2 separate regions of the Homo sapiens genome follow, and region 1 is linked to region 2. A link is a loop called in an ENCODE intact Hi-C map of the cell type or tissue named here. Cell type or tissue: ovary. All regions are shown on one strand. Each heading gives the region's core, and the rest is flanking DNA. Links, peaks and the distances in the headings are about the cores only.

Evidence for each region. Peaks named below come from ENCODE experiments on the same cell type or tissue, not always from the same donor. Only the 100,000 strongest peaks of a DNase experiment are listed, where the experiment ranks them.
Region 1: it touches region 2 in a loop (4-fold over the local background); 2 of 110 quality-filtered maps call a loop at or near these places.

What each region holds. Positions count from the first base shown.
Region 1 is chr14:29,660,403-29,668,753 of GRCh38, reverse strand. PRKD1 (protein kinase D1) reads left to right here. Exons shown (of 18, transcript NM_002742.3): 3 at 2,546-2,677; 4 at 4,895-5,055. Among named protein-coding and RNA genes, the nearest start is that of PRKD1, 260 kb to the left of the region's middle. RefSeq lists an enhancer at 4,764-5,328. In ovary, for the core only: no CTCF peak of the experiment used is centred there; no DNase peak of the experiment used is centred there.
Region 2 is chr14:29,720,373-29,728,723 of GRCh38, reverse strand. PRKD1 (protein kinase D1) reads left to right here. Exons shown (of 18, transcript NM_002742.3): 2 at 3,050-3,188. Among named protein-coding and RNA genes, the nearest start is that of PRKD1, 200 kb to the left of the region's middle. In ovary, for the core only: no CTCF peak of the experiment used is centred there; no DNase peak of the experiment used is centred there; H3K27ac peaks cover 508 bases.

The DNA of each region.
Region 1 (8,351 bases), core at 147-8,146, 60 kb after region 2:
AAAAAGTACTGAAAATCTTGGAAGATCTGTCGTTATTTTATTTTATTATGCAAATAATTTTGACCTCCAGAGATTATTTTGCTTCAGAAGCCTTATTTCTTCTGTACTGCTAACCAAACAGTTTACTCCATTTGTGCAACAATTTATAATGAACCATAAAAGAACTGATTATCTTAGGGTTTTTGGCTCAATTACCTGTTTCAAATGCTCAATGACTAAGAAAAGCATGTCATTTTCTCTTCTCTTGCACACTGGAGTATAACAATAGGCTGTGAATAGAGCAAATAAAAGAGACACAAATACCAGTATAAGGGGCCTATTGTGTTTAGTTTGTTGCCCTGTCATATGGTTTTAATTTAGGTTGGCTGATTGATTATGACAGACTAACAGATAGCCCATTGTTCCTCTCTTGGAATCTCTAGACACTTTAATATTCCTATTCTTATCTGTCCATTTTGATTCCTAAACTTAAATGAAATGGAATTACAGCATTCACTTTGTTTTCCTGTGCTAAGTGATTATCTCTGAAGTGCAATTTTGTGATTAGGCGAGGTGGCATGCATACACTCAACTAATGCTGATTTCCCCCAGGGTGCAGAACAGGTAAATTCATAATGAATGGATGTTGTGCTTTGATTTCAAATGGATGTAAAAACCTCACCACACTTCATAGTTTTATTTTAAAAATGTATTTAATTATTCTAAAATTAACAGGAGAATATTAAAATTGAACTTTAGAAATATGGCATTTAAACATAAGTCAAGGGTGCTAACTGCTTATGAATGTTAATCCTCTTCAAAAAATGAAAGAAAAAAAAAAAACAAATTTACCTAGCATAAATTGGAGGAGTGTCACTGAAAATCTTTAGTTTAATTATTTATATTCCTTCTGATTAATTCCAAAAATGTCTGAATCCAGCTTGGTATTTGTATTGTCAAATTCTAATGTGGCTTATTTTGAATACTAAAGTAATTATTCAACTAATCGTTGTGATAGTATTGTCATAGTTGTTTGGTCTGGAGGGGTGATTTTGGGGCTGAGGGGAGAAGCTAGAAGTTAAGAATTGACATAAAGTTTTCTCTTTAATTATTTTCTTTGATATTTTAAAAATAAATTTTCTACATGAGTATGAGAGACCAATTTTAAAAAGAATTTATTCTTCTCCCAATTGGACACATTTTGACCAAACCACCAAAGTAGGTGATTGGCACCCAAACCACACTTTTTTTCTGATCTACTTGGATTAAGCATTGACAATTATATTGTGGATCTTGAAGTGGGAAATGTGATATGCAATTTCTTAAACTTATTTGAATTGAGGAGGAAAGGAAAGGAAGGCAGAAGACAAGGAATATATTGAAGGCCTCAGTTTTCCCCAAAATTCTCGTAAAATAAAATCTTACAAAGTTAAGTTCATATGGTTCTGTTCTTACATTAATGGAAGTTTAAATTTTAAGGGACTGGAGAAGTCATCATCAGACAGACTGTCTCTTTTTAGGTATGAGAAACTGAGACTCGTGCTTATTGAGATGTCACTCCGGTAAAGGTCAGGCTTCCCCCAGGTCTTCTGCCTGCCAGGTGCTGTACTGTGCTATATTGTGCAGCCGCAACCTCAGGCTTACTGTGTGCACATAGGTCTGGAAAGATCCACCACTTTCCATTAGGACACTAAGAAAAAAGCTCATCTTTCCGCTGTCGATACCTTTCTATTTCTTGATTTCAGCAACAACAAAACAGCACAAACCACTTTTATAATACAATAAAAATATCATATGGAAAGATGTAATAAAAATGGATTTTAATATCCTGTATGAGTACCATACAGAATAAGCAACAGTAAGCAACACCAAAAAGTTCCCTACAACATGAATATGGTTGATTAAGGTGTATTTCTCAGAATGGACTGCAGTTCACCAGCGTATGTATTAAATCCCTCTCTTTGGCATGTTGGTGAAGTGGCTGCTTGGTTGTTGCTCAGTCATGATTTAAATGCTTAGTTATTATACATTGCCCAAGAGTTCAGACAGCTCTATCCCTATATAAGGAAGCCACTCATATTTTATATCTATCTTTCAACTGGACCCTGTAATGTACTTCTTCATTGTCAAACTCAAGGATACTATTTTTCGGATCTATCTGAATTCATCAACTTTCTTCTTTTCATTAATATTTTTGAATACCTTTCTCACTCATTTAAGTAAGAGAAAAAGTAAAATATTTTTTAAGTATCATCAGGTGTTTGTAAATCAGGTGTACTTATACTTTCATTCATGCTTTCTGCTATTTTTTTGGCTGTTTTTAAAGTGGTCTGAAACTTGGTCAAGCAGGAAGAGGAGAAGAGAGATGGTTGCTGTGCCACCAACTGTAAAACTATGGCTGGGAATAATGTCTAATGGCTGAAAGTGCAAGCTGTGTTGCATCTTATCTTCCCTAACTTTGCCTAGGGAGTTATATCCGTACTGGCATATTTATTATCTTGCATACTTTTTATTTACAGATCAGAGTGCCTATTCAACTTACTTTTCAACATCACTATTTTTACAGCTTCCGCCACCTTTGAAGACTTTCAGATTCGTCCCCACGCTCTCTTTGTTCATTCATACAGAGCTCCAGCTTTCTGTGATCACTGTGGAGAAATGCTGTGGGGGCTGGTACGTCAAGGTCTTAAATGTGAAGGTAAGTTATTTTCTTCCCATGCAAGTTAAATGTGTGCTGTTCTCCTGTGTTTATCGCAGCAGAATTCACAATTGCAAAGATACGTAAAAGCTAAGTGCCCATCAACCAATGAGTGGATAAAGAAAATGTGGTACATATATACATATATATACGCACATATATATGTGTGTATATATACATTTTCTTCATCCACTCGTTTGGTTGAGAAAATATAGGTTTTTTTGTGTGTATACATACATAGATCTATCTATATATACACCTATTACATAAGTCTATGTATATATACACCTATGTACATAGATCTATGTATGTATACACATATATACATATACACACATATATACAAACATGTATATACATTGGTGTGTGTGCGTGTATACACTCCACATTCTCTTTATCCACTCATTGGTTGATGGGCACTTAGGTTGATTCCATACCTTTGCAATTGTGAATACAATTCACAATATGCATTATATATATACACCATGAAATACTACTCAGCCATGAAAAAGAACAAAATAATGTCTTTTGCAGCAACTTGGATAGAACTGGAGGCCATTATCCTAACTGAAGTAACTCAGGAACAAAAGCCAAATACCACATGTTCTCATTTATAAGTGGAAGCTAATCTGTGGGTACACAGGGGCACACACAGTGGTGTAATAGACATTGGAAAATCAGAAGCAGGAGGTTCAGAGGTGGCTGAGGGATGAAAAACTACCTATTGTGTACAATGAACATAAACCATTTGGGTGACAGCTACACTAAAAGCCCAGACTTTACCACTATATAATTCATTCATGTACTGAAAACCACATGTACACCTAAAGCTAATGAAATAGTAAAAAATAAAAAATAATGCATGATGGAGCTATCTGCTTATGTTGTGCCCTCTACAATAGTGTAGCAGTATCTCCCCGAAGTATCTTCCAGGCATTTAGGGGGTACATGGATTCTCTTCTGTTCATTTCTTTAAGTTTCCTGTCTTGAACAAAGTTGGTCTGACCTGGGAACCCTTATTCTCACATCTTTTCTCCCTTATCATGTGGACATGTTTCACCCCTATATGGTGCTCAATATTTTATCAGCCGACTAAAAATAAAATTTGCCTAGTAAATAAGTCAGAAATTGGAATAGTAGACATTGAATACACATTTGTTGAAATGAGCAGAGATTCAGGAAATTAAACCGTCTAAGTTCACTCAGCTGTTGAGTCGCGAGCTGGAACATGTATCTGCATTTCTGCACCAACAACATAATTTTATCATAATGTGGAAAGAACACTTTGAACTGCACAATTCAAGGTGCTAGGACACCATGATATAATCTTTAAAACTGGCGCAATTGTACTCTATTCTCTTTGGATTGGGAGGGCAGGGTTAGAGTTCTTTGAACTTTGACAAATATAACTGAGCATTTATTATGCAACCTACAAATAAACTATCCACAATTTTTGAATTTCTGTCTGTGAAGAGGGAAGCTAGCAGACAATAATCTGGAAGAAACTCTGCCTAAAATCTGGTTTTATGAAAATTTGTCTGTCCGGACTGCTGTGTGACACATGGAGAGATTCTAAGTAATGGCCTCCAGCTACGTGGGGAATATGAATATTAAAAATATTGAAAAGAAACTGACACTTGCCTAGGTGGGAAATCTGTTTCCAATTATTGATCACCTACCATGTGGAAACCAGCATGTGAGGTACTTTATATATCTTCTTAGTAATTCTACAAGGTAGTTATTACCTCCATTTTAGAGACGAGAAAACTGAGGTGAAACTTTGTTCCAGGCCATGTAGACAAGCAAGTTATGAGGCCCAGATTCAAATTAGTGTTGTCTAAAACTTGTGATGTGCTGTGATTAATATTCCTTTATGTGTCCACTCACATTTGAACTTACGGCAGCTAAAAGTGGCTCAGATTATCTAATTTGAGTTAATTTCTATATCCCTTCAAGCCTAAGACTGTTATATCACAGAACATTTTTAAAAATGATACCTAGCATAGTTCCTGAGCTTGTGCAATAAGATCAGAATTCAAAACCCATTAACAAATTGGAAAAAAAATTCAGAGAATGTTCAAAAGAAAATGTGAATTTCCAAATACTCTCAAGGAAAATGGAAGCTGTACTATTTTTTAAATTTCTACTTTACACTAATATTGGAATCACTTTTTAATTTATGGTTCAATAAAAATAATTTTTATTTTCCCTTTCCAGGGTGTGGTCTGAATTACCATAAGAGATGTGCATTTAAAATACCCAACAATTGCAGCGGTGTGAGGCGGAGAAGGCTCTCAAACGTTTCCCTCACTGGGGTCAGCACCATCCGCACATCATCTGCTGAACTCTCTACAAGTGCCCCTGATGAGCCCCTTCTGGTATGGCTTCCTGTTTACCCACTTCCCCATTTACATGAGAAATCTGTGGGGTGATGTGATAGCAATGTCAATCCAAGACAGGGCGCTAGGAGGGAGAATGCAGCCAGGGTGTTAATGACAGTGTTTCTTCAGGGCTTGTGCTGTAGATTGGTCAGTGTCTCATCAAATATCCAACAGTTTTGAGTTTGCTTTTATCTCTGAGCTTAGTGAAATGATAAAATATGTGAGGTTTTATCGTGGTCACAGGGCCAGAGCAGCACGAACTAATGTGTTAATGTTGCAAAACATCGCTTGTCAAAATTTGGAAACCAGAGAGATACAAAATGTTCTCTGAAGATTATTAGAGGAATTTGTGGCATGGCTGAATATTTATTTTGGGAGGAAACTTGAAATTTGCTCTTGTGAAACCATGAAAGTCTTTATTGCTTGGCATACTGGCATACATGCCAGCTTATTGTCAAAAACTGATTGATAAGTCCTGTGAGAAAAATAGGACTTAACACTTTAAATATTTCCATTAGCTCTAGAATATATATATATATATATATATGGAAGAATATTAACTATATCCATAAGATATATATTTTTATATATTATATATATTATATAGTATATATTTTATATATATTATATATAAAATATGCAAATAAATATATATATATCTTATGGATATGGTTAATATTCTTCCTTAAGAAAGTTAAATTTGGATTTTCCAAACATTCGAAACAAAATAAAAATTGTGGTAATTATGTGAATTATTTAAAATAAAAACACATTCTGAAATACGCTAATAGTTTGAGGATTTAAATTTCCCATATTTACCCCCTCTATCTCCCGATGGATATTACAATGATGCTTTATAATCCTGTTACTGTAAAAATCAATTAGAGAGAAAAAAATTTTGAAAATACTTAAACATTTAGGTTGAATAGATCCCTCTTGGAGTGGAGAGTGGTAACAAATTCTGAAGACATCTATAAGAAGTTGTATAAATTACTTGTTTGGAAAATATTTTATTGTGATCACGATCTTTATATCACCAAAATTTTTTTACAGTGTAAACCAGGAGTATAAATGAAATGAATTATTTTAATAATTAGGAAAATCCCATACTCTTTTATAAGGCTCTCTTTTAGGGGTTTCTTGTGTTTTCAGTACATCACTAAGTGAACCTAGTTGGAGAAGGCAGGTACTAAATTTCACCAATAACTAGAAGAACATATTATAACTTCATACCTATTCAGAATATGTATGCATGATCATATATTATTCCATGAAGTTCTATTAATTGAAATTATGATATTCTTACTGATAAGTGCTTAAGTCAAAGTCTGTGTTTTAAAATAATCCTATGTCATCTTCTCAGCTCAGAAGTTCTTTGAGTTTGAATTTTTGCAATTAGTGATTTTACAAGTTACAGCAATTACTCTTGCTTTTAAGCATAGCTGCTGAGAGTCATGATGTTTATAAGATAGACATTTAAAAATAAGTTTAAGAAACAACATTGTAAATTATGCATATATGTATATAAATGTATGGTTTCTATATAAATCTAATTTAGCTTATGTAAGTATAATTTAACACGGATTTTTGTGTTTTTAAACCAACTTAAAGCAATAAAAGCTTAAAAGCAATAAAAGCAATAAAACCAAATTAAAGCAATAAAATAATGCTTTATGTAACCAAATTAAATAACCACTAAATTATTTGAATTATTTGATACGTTACATAAAATGTTGAAATTAAATGGTGAATTAAAATTTTTTTGTAAAATGCTTAAAATCTATTTTATAAGTACACATTTTTAAAATTAGACTTTGTCAAGAATGCTTGTAAAATTATGATCAAATCAGATATTTATTAAGTGAGAAAATATTGGAGCCACAAGATACTTTTTAAAGCTACTGGGATGGGAGTCATAAGCTTTCGTAACCTTGTGTAAAATGCCTTCAGGTAAACTTTAAATGAGAAATGCATTTGGAAGTAATGTTTGTGACACTATTTGACACACTGGTTCTCAGAATCATGTTTTAAACACAGCAAAGCCCTTTGTGTCCTTATGGGGTGCCTACTTGTCTTTGTTTTTACCCAATCCCTGAGAAAGTAGGAAACATTGGCCCACCTTGAGGAGGACACATATTTCCCTGTTGCCTTTGTTCCCTTTCATGTCTTCGCTTCTTCATACGGGAACAAAAGCACCCTGCTCGACCAAGGCACACGGGGAGTACCATGCCTATATCCCTTTTCAACCCAGTAACACCAATAACTATAGTTTAAAAGTTATAGTGGGTGCCTAATAAGAGGTGATATTATAGCAATAATAGTAAAACCTTTGGGTTCTATATACATTAAAGAATAATTTCCATTTCCAAAAAGAATGATGGCCTGACCCTTGTAAAGACAGCATTGCTCATTAAGGCCACTAGACCATTTATTTTGCAAGTCTGCCATGGTAAGTATATTTTCTCTCAAATATGAGAAAGTTATATTTTCCATAAATGATTGCCTATTTTGACTATAAAGTTTCTTTTTCAGATACAGATTACGACATTGGTAATTCTGTTTGTTTATCCATTTGGGCACAGAAATTCAATCTCAGATTTCTCTAATGTTAAGATAGAAAAAATATTATAATAGCATAGATCACATGACAAACTTCAACTGTCATCAACTTTGGCAGTAAACTATCCATTATGCTATCCATAAAACAGTCCATCTTTAAAAAATTCCAAGATGTGGTCAATTTATAACAGTTCTGTGGGCATGGATTTTTTTTTTTGTAAACTATCATCAGTATTAGAAGGAAACAAGAAAAACTCAGCAGATTCTTAAGTGGAACACATTAATACACTGTATCATTATCTATAAGTATATTTATCAAATTATATCAGTTTTATGGACTTTTGGGCAACTGTAGAAGAAGTTAGTATTAAATGAGTCTATTATTTCTGTATGCTTTACTCATCTTTTTATTTTATTTACATGTGTTCTTGTGGTATTTGGGAAAAGTCAAAGCCAATTGAACCCACACCAGGCAAGGGTTAGTCTTAGGCAAAAAGTTATTATAATATAATAATCTGTTGTAGAACGTCTGTTCCTAGGTGTAAAGGAAAACTTTAATCAGATAAACTCTCCCATGAGGGACAATGATAAAAGCCGAATAAAATATAACATAACAAAACACTATTTGAAGGCACCCAAGAGCAACCAAGGCAATTGGATTTGAGTGACCAATCACAGAGAGGTCAGTACACAGGGCAGCCTCCTACAATGAAGAAGTATCCAACCCAAAATGT
Region 2 (8,351 bases), core at 151-8,150:
TATTTGTAATAGCTGCAAACTGGAAAAAAAGACTACAATGTCCATTTGTGGGTGAACTGATAAACAATTATGCTAGATCCATTTAATGAAATACTAATAAGTAATAAAAGGTGAAAGAACCCAAATGTATGTATGAATGAATCTCAAAAACTTTATAATAAGCCAAAAAAGCCAGCCAGAAAAGAGTACATATAACATATTTTATGATTTCATTTACATGAAATTCTATGTCAGACAAGGTAAACTAGGGTGACAGAAAGTAGATCTGTGCCTGAGGTTAACATTGTTGGTTACATAGATTGCAATAAAACTTTTGGGGTTGATGAAAATGTCTCATGGCTTGATTGTGATTTTGGTTATATGGGTAGTTATATTTGTCAAGACTCATAGATTTATCCACTTATATCAATTTATTTCATGTAATTTATACTTCAATGAAGTTGATTTTTAAAATAGTGCATGAGGTATCCATTGTTTTTTAAAGTGAAGAAAATGTTATTTTTATTTTCCCTTTGTTTCCTTGTGCTGTAATAGTATTATTGGAGATATTTCTTTTTTTTATTATTATACTTTAAGTTTTAGGGTACATGTGCACAATATGAAGGTTAGTTACATATGTATACATGTGACATGCTGGTGCGCTGCACCCACTAACTCGTCATCTAGCATTAGGTATATCTCCCAATGCTATCCCTCCCCCCTCGCCCCACCCCACAACAGTCCCCAGAGTGTGATGTTCCCCTTCCTGTGTCCATGTATTCTCATTGTTCAATTCCCACCTATGAGTGAGAATATGCGGTGTTTGGTTTTTTGTTCTTGCGATAGTTTACTGAGAATGATGATTTCCAATTTCATCCATGTCCCTACAAAGGACATGAACTCATCATTTTTTATGGCTGCATAGTATTCCATGGTGTATATGTGCCACATTGTCTTAATCCAGTCTATCATTGTTGGACATTTGGGTTGGTTCCAAGTCTTTGCCAGAACAGAGCCCTCAGAAATAATGCCGCATACCTACAACTATCTGATCTTTGACAAACCTGAGAAAAACAAGCAATGGGGAAAGGATTCCCTATTTAATAAATGGTGCTGGGAAAACTGGCTAGCCATATGTAGAAAGCTGAAACTGGATCCCTTCCTTACACCTTATACAAAAATCAATTCAAGATGGATTAAAGACTTAAACGTTAGACCTAAAACCATAAAAACCCTAGAAGAAAACCTAGGCATTACCATTCAGGACATAGGCACGGGCAAGGACTTCATGTCTAAAACACCAAAAGCAATGGCAACAAAAGCCAAAATTGACAAATGGGATCTAATTAACTAAAGAGCTTCTGCACAGCAAAAGAAACTACCATCAGAGTGAACAGGCAACCCACAAAATGGGAGAAGATTTTCGCAACCTACTCATCTGACAAAGGGCTAATATCCGGAATATACAATGAACTCAAACAAATTTACAAGAAAAAAACAACCCCATCAAAAAGTGGGCAAAGGACATGAACAGATGCTTCTCATAAGAAGACATTTATGCAGCCAAAAGACACATGAAAAAATGCTCACCATCACTGGCCATCAGAGAAATGCAAATCAAAACCACAATGAGATATCATTACACACCAGTTAGAATGGCAATCATTAAAAAGTCAGGAAACAACAGCTGCTGGAGAGGATGTGGAGAAACAGGAGCACTTTTACACTGTTGGTGGGACTGTAAACTAGTTCAACCATTGTGGAAGTCAGTGTGGCGATTCCTCAGGGATCTAGAACTAGAAATACCATTTGACCCAGCCATCCCATTACTGGGTATATACCCAAAGGACTATTGGACATATTTCTAAAAAAAATAAAGTGAACTAAGTTTTTTTTTTCTTTTAGTTAGCACACTGGAAGCAGTGACATCATTTCAGCTGTTGTGTTTTTTTTTTTTAAGGAAGTTAACTTTACTAAGTGACATGCAGAAATAGTTTTAAGCCTGGTCATCAGCACTAAGAGCAATAAGATGTTCTCATTATATTTATTTTTAGTTCATACACAAAATGATTCATGTGAATTTAGCCCCTAATTCTAAGACTAAGAAAAAGAAAGAGAGGTTTATAATGTATTGTTTTTATCTCCAGCAGGTATTAGATTCTGGACATTTCTCCCCGACAGTAGCTTCTTAAGGTCCACCTGTATTGACATAAGTGTCAGATCTGTCATCAGTTCCAGGATGAAGAAAGATAATTTTCTTTTTCCCTGAGTTTGCATCTTTTCCCACTACATTACAAATGTCAATTTATGGCAGAAATAGCATTCTTTAATAATTATGTGAAAAAGTCATTACAAGAAAAGGGCCCTTTTCATATAATAAATTAGCCTAGGTTGTTTGCTTTAACAGAAACCCTCCATGCTGTGCAGATGGACCTTTTCTTACACTGCTCATGAGATTGTGGATTGACAGATTGCATGAAAGCCACATGGAATGCAGTAGGGGCAGCAGCAGAAGGGAGAGGTGGATTGCCTCCCCTGATCTCCTGATCAAAGGATCTAGATAATGCTACTACTCACATACAGAATATGTTTAGATTTATTGAGGCATCTCTTATTTTTGAATATGCCAAAACAGACAGACCCAGTTTTTTGCAAACAAATTGCCATTATTATGTGTAATGGAATTGGAATAAAGCGACTCCCATTTTTTATGTTACTGGATTGCTGTAAATCATCTGAAAGTGCACACCTCTTCCCACCTATATTTCTTAACCACTTTACTGCCAGAACTTATTTAAATCTTATCTCATATTCTCTTGTTTTCTTGCTGTCTAATTAGAAAACCACTTGACCATTACTGCCCCTGTGATCTATGTGATTTCTTTCCTTCTGATTTGGAGTCTTCCCAATATCAACTCTACCATTTATTTATTTTTTAATTTTAAAATATTTTAATGATCTAGATACTTTGAACTTTTCTAATTAGCTTGTATTTGTGCCCTGAAATATTTAAAACAAAATATTTGGAAGGATTTTGACATTTACACTCTCATGGTATTTGTATTTGCAGTTCCCTGAATGTGGTTTCTACGGAATGTATGATAAGATCCTGCTTTTTCGCCATGACCCTACCTCTGAAAACATCCTTCAGCTGGTGAAAGCGGCCAGTGATATCCAGGAAGGCGATCTTATTGAAGTGGTCTTGTCAGGTAGTATACTTTTATACCTTTTCTTTATCCGTAGATTAGAAGTTGTATTTGAAGAATTCTTGGGCATATGTTTTTAAGGAAACATAAAAAGCATATCTCAAACTCAGCTCCAAGAGAAGATGTTGGAGCTCTGTCCACATGAAAAAGGGAAACAAAAGGTTTCCCTTTAATTGGCTGTGTCCACACCCAGTACTGCTCCAATCACGTCTCTTGACTTAAGGCTTCCTCCCAGCCCCCTCTCAGCCTCTAGCAACATACAGATGGCGTCATTCAGCACCTTGAATCATTTGGACAGCAGCAAAAGCAAACAAGAAACTCACCAACAGTGAAGCTAAATTAGCTGTCAGGGCTGCAATTGTACAGAATGTGTGGAAGCCAAGAAATAGCACCAGGGCTAAGAAGCCTTTGACTTACTAAGGTCAAAAGTCCAGTAGCTATGAGGTAAGCCAAGACCAAGGAGGAAGCCAGAGCCCAGGAGTTAGAGAAGGTCAGGTCATGCCATGTGACGCTAGTTAACTCAGTCCCTGAGAAATGGCTACATTTGCCTCTGCTCACATTTTTTATTTCTTGTTTAGGATTTAGCAGTTAGTAATAGGACTGTGCCTAACCAAACAGAAAAAAAAGAATGTATTTAACCTTTTTAAAAAGCACCAGAGAACAACAGCTAGAGTGGAGATCCTTACAATGATACTCAATGCAATGATAATGTATCCAAATTTTTATTGTTTATTTTTGTTAAAAAGAGAATAATTATTGAGAAACTTGGATTGCCTTGCTCTTTTCTCCTCTCATGCCTTCTTTGTTTACCATCTCTTTGAATAAAAGAAGTCCAGCAGCATTACAGAGTCTCAAGTTTATTTCCTCAAGTTCCTCAACTTGTTCAGAGCCCAGTACTTGGATGCACTGATTATAATTCAATTTATCTTTGTTTTATTCACTTTGCTTTGATTCAGTCTAGTTCTCTTTTTTATCTTTATTGGTTGCCTACAGTTGTGTGAGATCCTGGGATTGCCACAACTTCATTGTGTAGATGGATCCTATAAAACAACTTTTTTGCTAGATAAAGGTAATTATTTTTCTGTTGCCTGCACCTGACCTCTCAAAACTACGGACTAGACATGTTGTTTTCTAAGTTTCCTGTTTCTGAACACTAAATTAATTATTCAGGGAAATCATGCACTGGATCAGTTCTTGCCATAATTCATATTAAACTCACAGCCAGGCTGCTTTGTAAATAATGTAATGTTTTATGAGTCCTTTTGCCTTGTGTCAATGTCCAGAAATATATGAGGACTTTTAAAATTGCATTTCTAAATATAATGTATTATTCTTTCCATTTTACTTTTGTTATCAAGCACTTTAGAGTAGTAGCAGACAGATTGAATGCAACCTGTGTGTGGGTGTATTTATGTAGGAGAGGACTGCTTATTTGCATGTTATCCCAGCATTAATGAGCCAGACCTGCTCTTCCCTCGTGTTGACCTGATGTAGCCCTCTAGAATTCCCTTGCTGCATGAGAACAGCATTCTGCTTTTCCTCTCCCATCTTTGCAAATTGAGAACTTCATTGTGCGTATGCCCTACCTCCCCTGCTGTCCACCCTTTATGTTCCATGTCTCCTGTTTTCCTGGCCACAGTTGTTGAGAGGGCATTTAAGAGCAGCCCATTTCCTTACCTGCTTTCCCAGCACCAGACTCCAGAAGGGCTCCCTTACTCTTACCAGCTATTTTGCTGGAATTTAAAAGGAGCTATTCTCTAACAGTTTAATTCTAGTTTTGAACGACATAGTGCCATTTTCCCAAAGTCATTGACCCTTTAAATTGTTCAGTTAGTATATCAATTACACACACACACACACACACACACGCACACTCAATTATGTTTAGATCTCCTGCGCTTACCTATAACCATCGACAGCAGTACTCTCCCAGCTCCTCTCCCACTCTATTGCTTAGCATTGTGATTTGCTCAATAAATGTTTATGTTTACAATAGTTTTTTAAACCATCCCACCCCTTTGTATTACAACCCTGTTTCTTACCCATATCTCTTATCTCTTTTCCCTTAGCCTTTTTAGGCCCTGAGTCTATTGTGATCAAATGCCTGATGTTCCTTTCTTTTTCCCGGTCTTTATGTCTTCCTTGCATCCTGACTCTCCTGAAGGTGATGCCCCATTTCCAAGAGGCTTTGCCTCTTATTTTCCTCCACTCTTAGTTGAGGAGTTGAGTGATATGGCCCTCTTCTGATTTCCCATTGCCATTTAATTATTTATGTCACCTTCTTTGCAGTGAAGTGATTTATTTTCCTTGAAGACTCATTTCCATTTAAGTATGGCAATAATTGTTGTCAGATTCCTAATTTTACTTTCCATTTTAAGTACTCATTCATCCTTGGTTTTGTTAACATACATATTTATGATTCTTCAGATTCCTTGTTATTTATTTTTATTATCAGTCACCCATAATGCCATTCCTGACTTCACCAATAAGACAAGGCTCCAGCTTCAAAATCTCCACTTGGTAGCACTCCTCTTCTCCTACTCTAGCCTGTCCTTCTTGTCCATCTCTACCAAGTGCACATTCCTGTTCCCTGACTTTTTCACTGTATTTTAATCACTAACTCCCTACCATTTTTGACCATATTTTTCTATTTCTTTTTTCTCCACATAGCATGCGACTTATTATATTCATGTCTTACACCACACTTTGATGGAGTTTCAATGACTTTGTATACCCGGGCAGGGCCTGCAATACCTGTTAGTAATCTGAATTACTTTACCACCCATTTTTGCCATTCTTTTCCCGAGCCACATAGGACACACAGTTCCCAGCCTACCTGACTAAATGCAGATCCAACTTTCACCTGGCCTAACTATTGTTCAGCAATCTTTCCCCCACCTCATCCTTTTGTTATCCATAGATATGAGGTTCTCAATAAATATGTATGAGTTCACTTATTAACTACTGGCTATGAGAATAAAGTTACTACATATATACCATTTTGTAAAAATATCGATTTGTTGTAAAATATTATTTCTAGATATATCCTCAGAAATAAACTGAACTTCAAGTCTTCTTGCTATGCATTCTTTTGGCCCACATAAGAGAAATCAGGGCCTATCAAGTGAGTAGGATTGTACCATGTTATAATTTGTGGCAAGGCGAGTGATAGCAGCAAGGACACTTCAGGCCATATGTGCAGGAGAGCTTGGATTACATACTCCTTCCTGACCTAGTCCCTGAAGGGGACACGAAGGGTGCTGCATTTTCCTTCTGAAGCCTGTAGTTTTACTGTTAAGTTTTATTTATCTGAACTTTCTTTTTCCTTATCACAAATTAAATTTTACTCTGTAGTTTGATGTAAACATAACCTGGTTGTTTTTATATTTAACTAACAATCTACCAGCAGGAACATTTTCTGACACAGGACTGCAGTAAAAATGAGAGAAAAAATAGGGAAAAATTTCAAGGTTAATTTTATTTCTTCAGACAACATCAAGATTTTTTTTTTTCTTTGCTTATATCATTTTCTGCTCAGACTTTTCATCATCTTTTAACTGCTTTGGGAGTGAAAACTAACCAAGCTGCTTCTGGCTAATTTGCTGATTTTTTTCTCCCTCCGTTTCTTTTTGAAAAACATGACTAGTGTGAGCTAGTACATTTAAACGCAGTAAGCCAGGAAAAGATTGCTCATGAGTAGATGGATTGGGTTATTGAGGAAAAAAATAACAACTGCATGAAAGTTCCCTACCCCACCTATCCCCACTACTGGCAAATTCTCTTTGTATGTTAAACAAAGGACTAGCATTCTTACTATTGTTAAGAAGTAGGAAAACACTGAACATGGAAATTTTTTTTTTTTTACCAGAGTGAAGTTCAAGTGTATGGTACTGAACTGTAAAATCAAGGTTGTGGAATGTATTTGAAGCCTTCTTCATGATGGGCCTCTATCAAATCCTGATAATTCAGCCTTAGCAAACAAATTAGTAACAGGACTACATTTACATGACTCAAAACACTGTTTGTTTGGTTGGTTTTGGCTTGATCTCTAATAATTATCAGTGTATATATGTGTGTGTTTATGTCTATATGTGTGTGTATCTTGTAGGTAGTTAAATAGAGACTAGAAAAGGACTACAAGAATTCCTCAAATAAAGTCACAGTTTTAAAAGTTTGAAAGATAAATGTTGAATCTTTCCTTCTTACACTTAAGGTTAAAAAATAAATGTTTTTCTTGGGCTTCTTTCATTATAGATTTACAGTAGATTATCTTGTATTATAACTTTTGCAAAAAGCTATTTCCACATGTAGTTAGTTTTTGGTCCTCACTATCAAGAGAAGGGAGCCTCATTAGAGAGCTGGCACTGTAGTCCAGGCAGAAGAGGCGTGGGCCTATTCTCGGGCTATGACAGAAGAGCTGAAAATGAGACAGAGAGGTCAAAAATATTTTAGAAGTAAAAGTGAACAAACATAATAACCATTTTGATGTAGTTGATGAAGGAGGAATGAAAAAATCAACAGAACTCTCAGGAGAGCTACAGCTATGTGAGAGTGCGATGACATTTCCTTTATCCCACCCCAAGTCTTGCCCTCAAACATTGTTCAATGTGTTTGCCAAATGATTCAGGTACTTATCTGAGGGGCTGAAGAACTAATTTCTCAGGAAGGTAGTATCATTGATTTCCTTCATGATTTTGTACAAGTTGCAAAACCTTTGGGCTTCAGGATTTATTTATTTATTTATTTATTTATTTTTTTTGAGACAGAATCTTGCTCTGTCACCCAGGCTGGAGTGCAGTGGCTCAATCTTGGCTCACTGCAACCTCCACCTCCCGGGTTTAAGCAATTCTCCTGCCTCAGCCTCTGGAGTAGCTGGGATTACAGGCGCACACCACCACGCTCGGCTAATTTTTGTATTTTTAGTAGAGACAGGGTTTCACTGTATTGGCCAGGCTGGTCTTGAGCTCCTGATCTTGTGATCCGCCTGTCTCGGCCTCCCAAAGTGCTGGGATTACAGGCGTGAGCCACCGTGCTCGGCTTGGGCTTCAGGATTTTTTTTGTTTGTTTTTTAATCAAACAAAAAGCTTCTACTAGATGAAAGTATCATACAGTGATAATATTACATGCATTCTATACTTGTTTTCATTCTGGAAGTAAAGTATTAGG